Regions from separate parts of the Homo sapiens genome. Here region 1 is linked to region 2. A link is an interaction called in ENCODE POLR2A ChIA-PET data of the cell type or tissue named here. Cell type or tissue: MCF 10A. All regions are shown on one strand. Links, peaks and the distances in the headings refer to the core of each region. The heading gives the core; the rest is flanking DNA.

Region 1 (2,919 bases), core at 92-2,591, 58 kb before region 2:
ACTTAGAAAAGCCACTCAGGTGATTCCACTGAGACCTTCTGCTCATGGGAGAAGTGCTTGAGTTTGAGCGTGGAGACAGGTCACCCTACTGTCCTCTTAACCCTACAGCCATTTGCTCTGCCACTGCGAGGCCACATGTGTATGTCTTACTGTATTATGTCCTGCTCAACTTCCTCAGGCCTACAGAGAAATCTATTCTTGTGCCTCTTGTCACCCTTCCTTGGATGGTGGCAGTCATGGCCAGTGTGATCTATCCAAAGCACGTTGCCAATTAACACTCATTAGCTAGGTGCTAGAGAACAGATCCAAAAAGGGGTACCTGCTATTGCACCAACAAACCAAGTGCACCTTTCTAGTGGACTTCTGTATTGAACCCTCCTTGCCTGCCCCTTGTACTTATTTTCTTAGAGCGGGGTTCTCAAAGTATGCAGGCAGCAGAATCAGATCACTTGGGAACAAGATGGCAATGCAGATGCACCGCCTCTATCCCAGACCTAATGAGTTATAAACTCTGAAGGTGGGGTTCGGGTCCTATGTTTCTGATGCACACTTGAGTGTGAGAACTACTGCTTTATAGTATTGGTGCACTCCCCTGCCCATCGCCACAAATTAGAAGGTCTTCAAAAGGTAGGGACCACTCTCCTTCCTCCCCCCACAAGTTAGCACACTGATCAGTGCATAGTAGGAACTCAAAAAACATGAGTTATTTCTTGAAGCTAGGGCAGCTGTACTGCCTGCTCACAAGAGTGAATAAACACTCCCTTGGCGTGCCACCTCTGAGAGGTTGCCAACACTGGGTCTAAATTATCTCCCATTTCTTATGGGTTGTATTTTCCATATTTACAAATCAGCTTTCCCTAAATCCTCTCCAAGTTTTTTACATTCTTTTCAGCTCAGGAAGCCAAAAACAAGATGGCATGTTTTAGCCAATGTCTGTTTCCTGCTGGGAGGGGGAAGGGCATTTCTGCATGATTCTTAAATTCCATGCTCCCAGCATGGTGATTATTTTCCGAACAATAGAACCAGATTGCTGATTCATGTTCGGCTCACGGCTCCAAGCATTTTTTTTTTCCTGCTGTACTTGTACCGATGCAACACAATAATGTTCTATTCATCCCTCTGAATTAGAAATGCCAGCAGCTCAGATATGCAACTGAAGAATCCCCCCTCCCCTCTGGCTTATTTAAAGCCTTCCCACAAATAACACATTTTGAAATATTAGACGGTGCTCACTTTGAGCCATTTGGCTTGGGCAAGGACAGTTAAACCTTATTTTTTTCTCAGCTGCTCCTTGCACAATGCCTGGCACACTGTCACTATTATTCTTAAACACTGTTTGTTGAGTGAATCACATACCTTCTTCTTGAGGTTCTAGCCTTATCCTTCTCTTCTGCCCTAATATATTACAATAAGCCCTTTCTTAGGTGCAGAGAGAAAGCCTTGCTCTCACATTCAGAGGCTCGTGTTTGCATCCAGCCAAAGAATGAGATTGACCTCAAGGTCTGATGATCCAGGTGGGCTCCAGCCAGCCCCATCCCAGTTTGCACACTGTCTGCAGCACCAGTCCTGCCACTGCTATAGCAGCAAGATTTTTGGCTGCCTCTCAGCACAGCTTTGCCAATGAGCAAGAGGGGTCATCTGTGGGGTTTTGTTTCCTAGCTGCAAAGTCAAATCAGGGGGACTACTTAGTGCTCTGAAAGCTCTCATGGTCAACCTGGCTTTCACATCAAAATCACCTGCGCACCTTTGAAAAAAAAAAAAAAAAAAAAAAAAAAATCCCAGTGCCCAGGTGCACTCCAGGCCAATTAGTGTCTGTAGCTCAGGCCTCAGTTTGTAAAGCAGCGTGGGTGATTCTGATGCCCAGCCAAGATTGAGAGCCACTTAGGTTTAGAGGCCCTAAAGTAGCCTCTGAAGTAGTATCCAGGGGTCTCCTGCATCTGCCCTTGCCCCTTCTCATCTCTGTTTAAAATGGCATTCCAACAGGTAGGATACGATTCCGCTCCTGTCACCCCTCTGCTCAAAATCCCACTGTGGCTCCCACAAGGATCTGCCCCATCTGCCTCTCTGTCTCTCCTCTCCCAGTTTCAGCTTCACCAACTCCTTCCTCTTCCTCGAACGTGTCATATGTGCCCCCTACAAGAGGGCCTTTTGCGTCAGGATTTTTCCTTGCCTGAAATGCTCATGCCTCCAACACCTGCTTGGGTCCCTCCCTCACCTCCATTAAGGGTTGAACACCTGAAGTTCTCGGGATGCCTATTTGAACATCCCAGTGCTGTCACCTGCCCCTTCCCTGGGCACGGCGCTTCCCAATACCCCTTATCTTCCTCTCCTGTCTCTCTTTGCCATAGTACTTAGTGTCTTTTAACATGCTGTACATTTTACTTCTGTGCTTTGCTGCTGCTGTTGTTGACTGTTTTTTCTCCCTCTGCTAGGAAGTCAGCTTTACGGGGACAGGGATCTTTTTCATTCTGTTCACTGATGACCCCAAGTGCTAACACAGTGTGTAGTTCATAGCAGGCCCTTAGTAAATACTCGTTAAATGGAGAACACCCTTGTTGGGGGTGCTAGGGACAGGTGCTGAATGGAGGAAGGGAGGCCCAGTGACACAAAAGGAAATAAATTTTCTCAAAAATGACAGATTTTGAGGAAACACTTATTAAATTCTAATTATGAGGAGTTGCCAGGCAATGTCTAGGTTAAAAAAAATGCACACTATAGAGACAGGAAGTGGACGAGTGGTCAGCTAGGGCTGGGTGGTGGGGGTGAGGGATTGGTTTAAGGATGGGGAGTGACTGCTCATGGATACAAGGGATCCTTTTGGGGTGGATGAAGGTATCCTGAAAGGAGACTGTGGTGACGGCAGTATATAAATGGCTGTAAATACACCAAAATCCAGTGAACTATATATTTTCAATGGGT
Region 2 (2,919 bases), core at 330-2,829:
AATTAGCTGGGCGTGGTGGCGGGCGCCTGTAGTCCCAGCTACTCGGGAGGCTGAGGCAGGAGAATGGCGTGAACCCGGGAGGCTGATCTTGCAGTGAGCCGAGATAGTGCCACTGCACTCCAGCCTGGGCGACCGAGTGAGACTCAGTCTCATAAAAAAAAAAAAAAAAAAAAAAAAGAAAAGTAATTCAGGTTCACTGTAGAATAAAATAAAAATGTAGAGGAAACTAAGAATCATGCATTATAACTAAGAGTTCTTTAAAAATAAGAAAGACCTTAAAGAGCCTGGGCTGTGTAGTTCTCCAGCCTTGCCTGGGGGAAGGAGAATGAGTAACTTGATCTTTGGATGCTTTTCAAGAAATTTAATGTGAATAACTTATTTGTAAGTGTCCTGTAGTTGGTACAGACCCGATGCTGTATCCTATACAATATGCAAAAAATTTGAAAAGATCAAGAACTCTATCTGATCTCTGTTTTTCACAGATTACCAAGTGTAACTGCATTTCCCCCACAATTTTTTAAAACAGTTTCTGTGGTCATAAAAACTTTCTTTTTTTTTCCTATTTGTTAACAGAATTGGCTGAAATTGTGGTATTTAGAAATTTATCATCAGTACATCTGAATTCTTAACAGAAATTCCAGGAAGCCTTGAGGCTTCTGGGGAAGTATGCTTTTTTATTTATTTATTTATTTATTTTTTTTTTTTTAGCAAACATACCAGAGTTTATACCTTTAAATGCATGTGGTTTTCTCTGGAGGAGGAAGCAGTGTACTTTTTCAGTGTGTTCCTATTGCTGAAAATACTCCAGGGGAATTACAGGAAAGAGGAGCAGGACAGCTTTGAGTTGCACATCCCAACACTGACTCTCAATTCCTAGACTAAATGGCATAAAATTTTTCTCACTTACTCAGCAATGACTCTTCAAAAGCCACCGATTACATCTCTAGATCTGTCCAGCCAACACAAAACAATATTTTCCCTATGCCTGAGGGAGGGCAGAACACTTTGCTACTCCTGGAATTTAGCATATACTCACAGGCAGTGCCACCTCCTCACCTGAGGCTGAGCAACCAGAGACCCAGGGTGGCTGGTTACACGTGACTTTGCTCAGTTACACCAGGAATTAAGGACAAAGTTGATACACTATTCCAGGTGTTGCGACTCAAAAGAAAGGAATTTTTTTCACTTAAACCCTCAAACATGGATTCTTGCATGATCTACCAACCACTCTGGCCATGATAAAACCTAATACTCATCCATCCATGTAGTTCTCGAATCTCTATGCATACAGTATATAATATCCATGATACACGTGCACCACATTTATTTCCCAACTATTCCCCAATTTCTGGGCATTCGCTTGGTTTCCAGATTCTTCTTTCCCTCCCTACAACAATGATGCAATAAAATTCCTGTACACAGAATCTTGCATATCAATGCTTTTATTTTTATGGGCTAGCTTCCAAAAGCTGGGTCATATATGATATCTCCCTGTGTTTTTTATTAATAGAGTTTGCCAGATTGCTTTTCAAAAGTTCAAAGACCACAGGAATGTATTAGACTCCCCCCATCTCTTCATCTAACTGCAGTGGTGGATATTATCGCTCCTTTGAAATATTTGCTAATTATTTTTTAAATCTGTAATACATATATTTGGTAGATTTGTATTTGGAATATATTACAAGCTTGTATATGTCAATGAAAAAAGTTAAAATTTTACTAATTTGATGGGAGGGGTATCTCATTGTAGTGACTGAATGGTGGACCCCCAAAACATATGTCCATGTGGTAATCCCCCAAAACTATGAATATGACCTAATTTGGAAAGGGAGTCTTTGCAGATATAATTAAGGATCTCTACATGAAATTATCCTGGCTTATCTGGCTGGCCCTAAATTGAATGACAAGTGTCCTTATAAGAGACACACAGAGGGGAGACACAGGGAGAAGCGGTGAGGGCCAGGTAAAGATGGAGGCAGAGACTGGAATTACACATTCATAAATCAAGGAACACCAGGAGCCACCAGACTCTGGAAGAGATAGGGAGGGATTCACTCCTAGAGCCTTCAGAGGGAGTGTGGCCCTGTCAACACCTTGATTTCAAACTTCTTCTCCCCAGAACTGTGAGCATATATTCCTGTTGTTTTAAACCACCAAGCTCATGTAATTTGTTACTGCAGCCCTAGGAAACTAAATATACTCATTGTTACCATAAACTTTTGTGTTTGTCTGAAAACTTCTGAGGTTGAGCGTATTTTCATGTGGTTTTAATGATCATTTGAATGTGCTTTTCTGTGAGTTAACTACTTATATCTTTTCCCCATTTTCCCTACTGATTCTTATGAATGCTGTGGCAAAGCAGACATTAACACTTTGCCACATGTTGTAAGACACCTATCTAGCCTGTATTTTTTAGTTTGTTTATGATATGTTTGGTCATGCAATTAAAAAATTACATGGTACAGTATGCTTATCTTTTTATCTATCCCTTATTAATTAGCTCTGTATTGATTATAAACATTTCCCTGACACTTGGGGTATAAAATTATTCTCCCAAATTTTCTCTAAAATGTTTGTGGTAGGCACAAAGATGGTTCCCCAAAAAGTCCATGACTTTATTGCCGAATCCTGTAAAAATGCTATCTTACATGGCAAAAGGGACTTTGCAGATGTGATTAAGGGTACAGATTTTGAGATGGGGATATTATTCTGGATTATCCAGGTAGGCCCAATCTAGTCACCTGAATCCTTGAGCGGCAGATGTCACTATGGAAGAAGGGTTGGAGAGATGCAACATTGTTGACTTTGAAGATGGAGGAAGGAAGCCAAGGAGTATGGCTGACCTCTGAGAATGGCAAGAAAGTTGATTCTCCCTCAGAGGCTCCAGGCTGAAACCTAAGCCCTTGTGAAGCCTGTATC

The links. ChIA-PET counts read pairs that join two places held together with the same protein. Peaks named below come from ENCODE experiments on the same cell type or tissue, not always from the same donor. Only the 100,000 strongest peaks of a DNase experiment are listed, where the experiment ranks them.
Region 1: POLR2A ChIA-PET joins it to region 2 with 5 read pairs; 1 of 35 experiments calls an interaction of 5 or more read pairs at or near these places.

The regions. Positions count from the first base shown.
Region 1 is chr3:24,241,320-24,244,238 of GRCh38, forward strand. All of the region lies in intron 3 of THRB (thyroid hormone receptor beta), which reads right to left. Among named protein-coding and RNA genes, the nearest start is that of THRB-AS2, 91 kb to the left of the region's middle. In MCF 10A, for the core only: no CTCF peak of the experiment used is centred there; a DNase peak (open chromatin) is centred at 1,182.
Region 2 is chr3:24,299,097-24,302,015 of GRCh38, forward strand. All of the region lies in intron 2 of THRB (thyroid hormone receptor beta), which reads right to left. Among named protein-coding and RNA genes, the nearest start is that of THRB-AS2, 150 kb to the left of the region's middle. In MCF 10A, for the core only: no CTCF peak of the experiment used is centred there; DNase peaks (open chromatin) are centred at 945 and 1,395.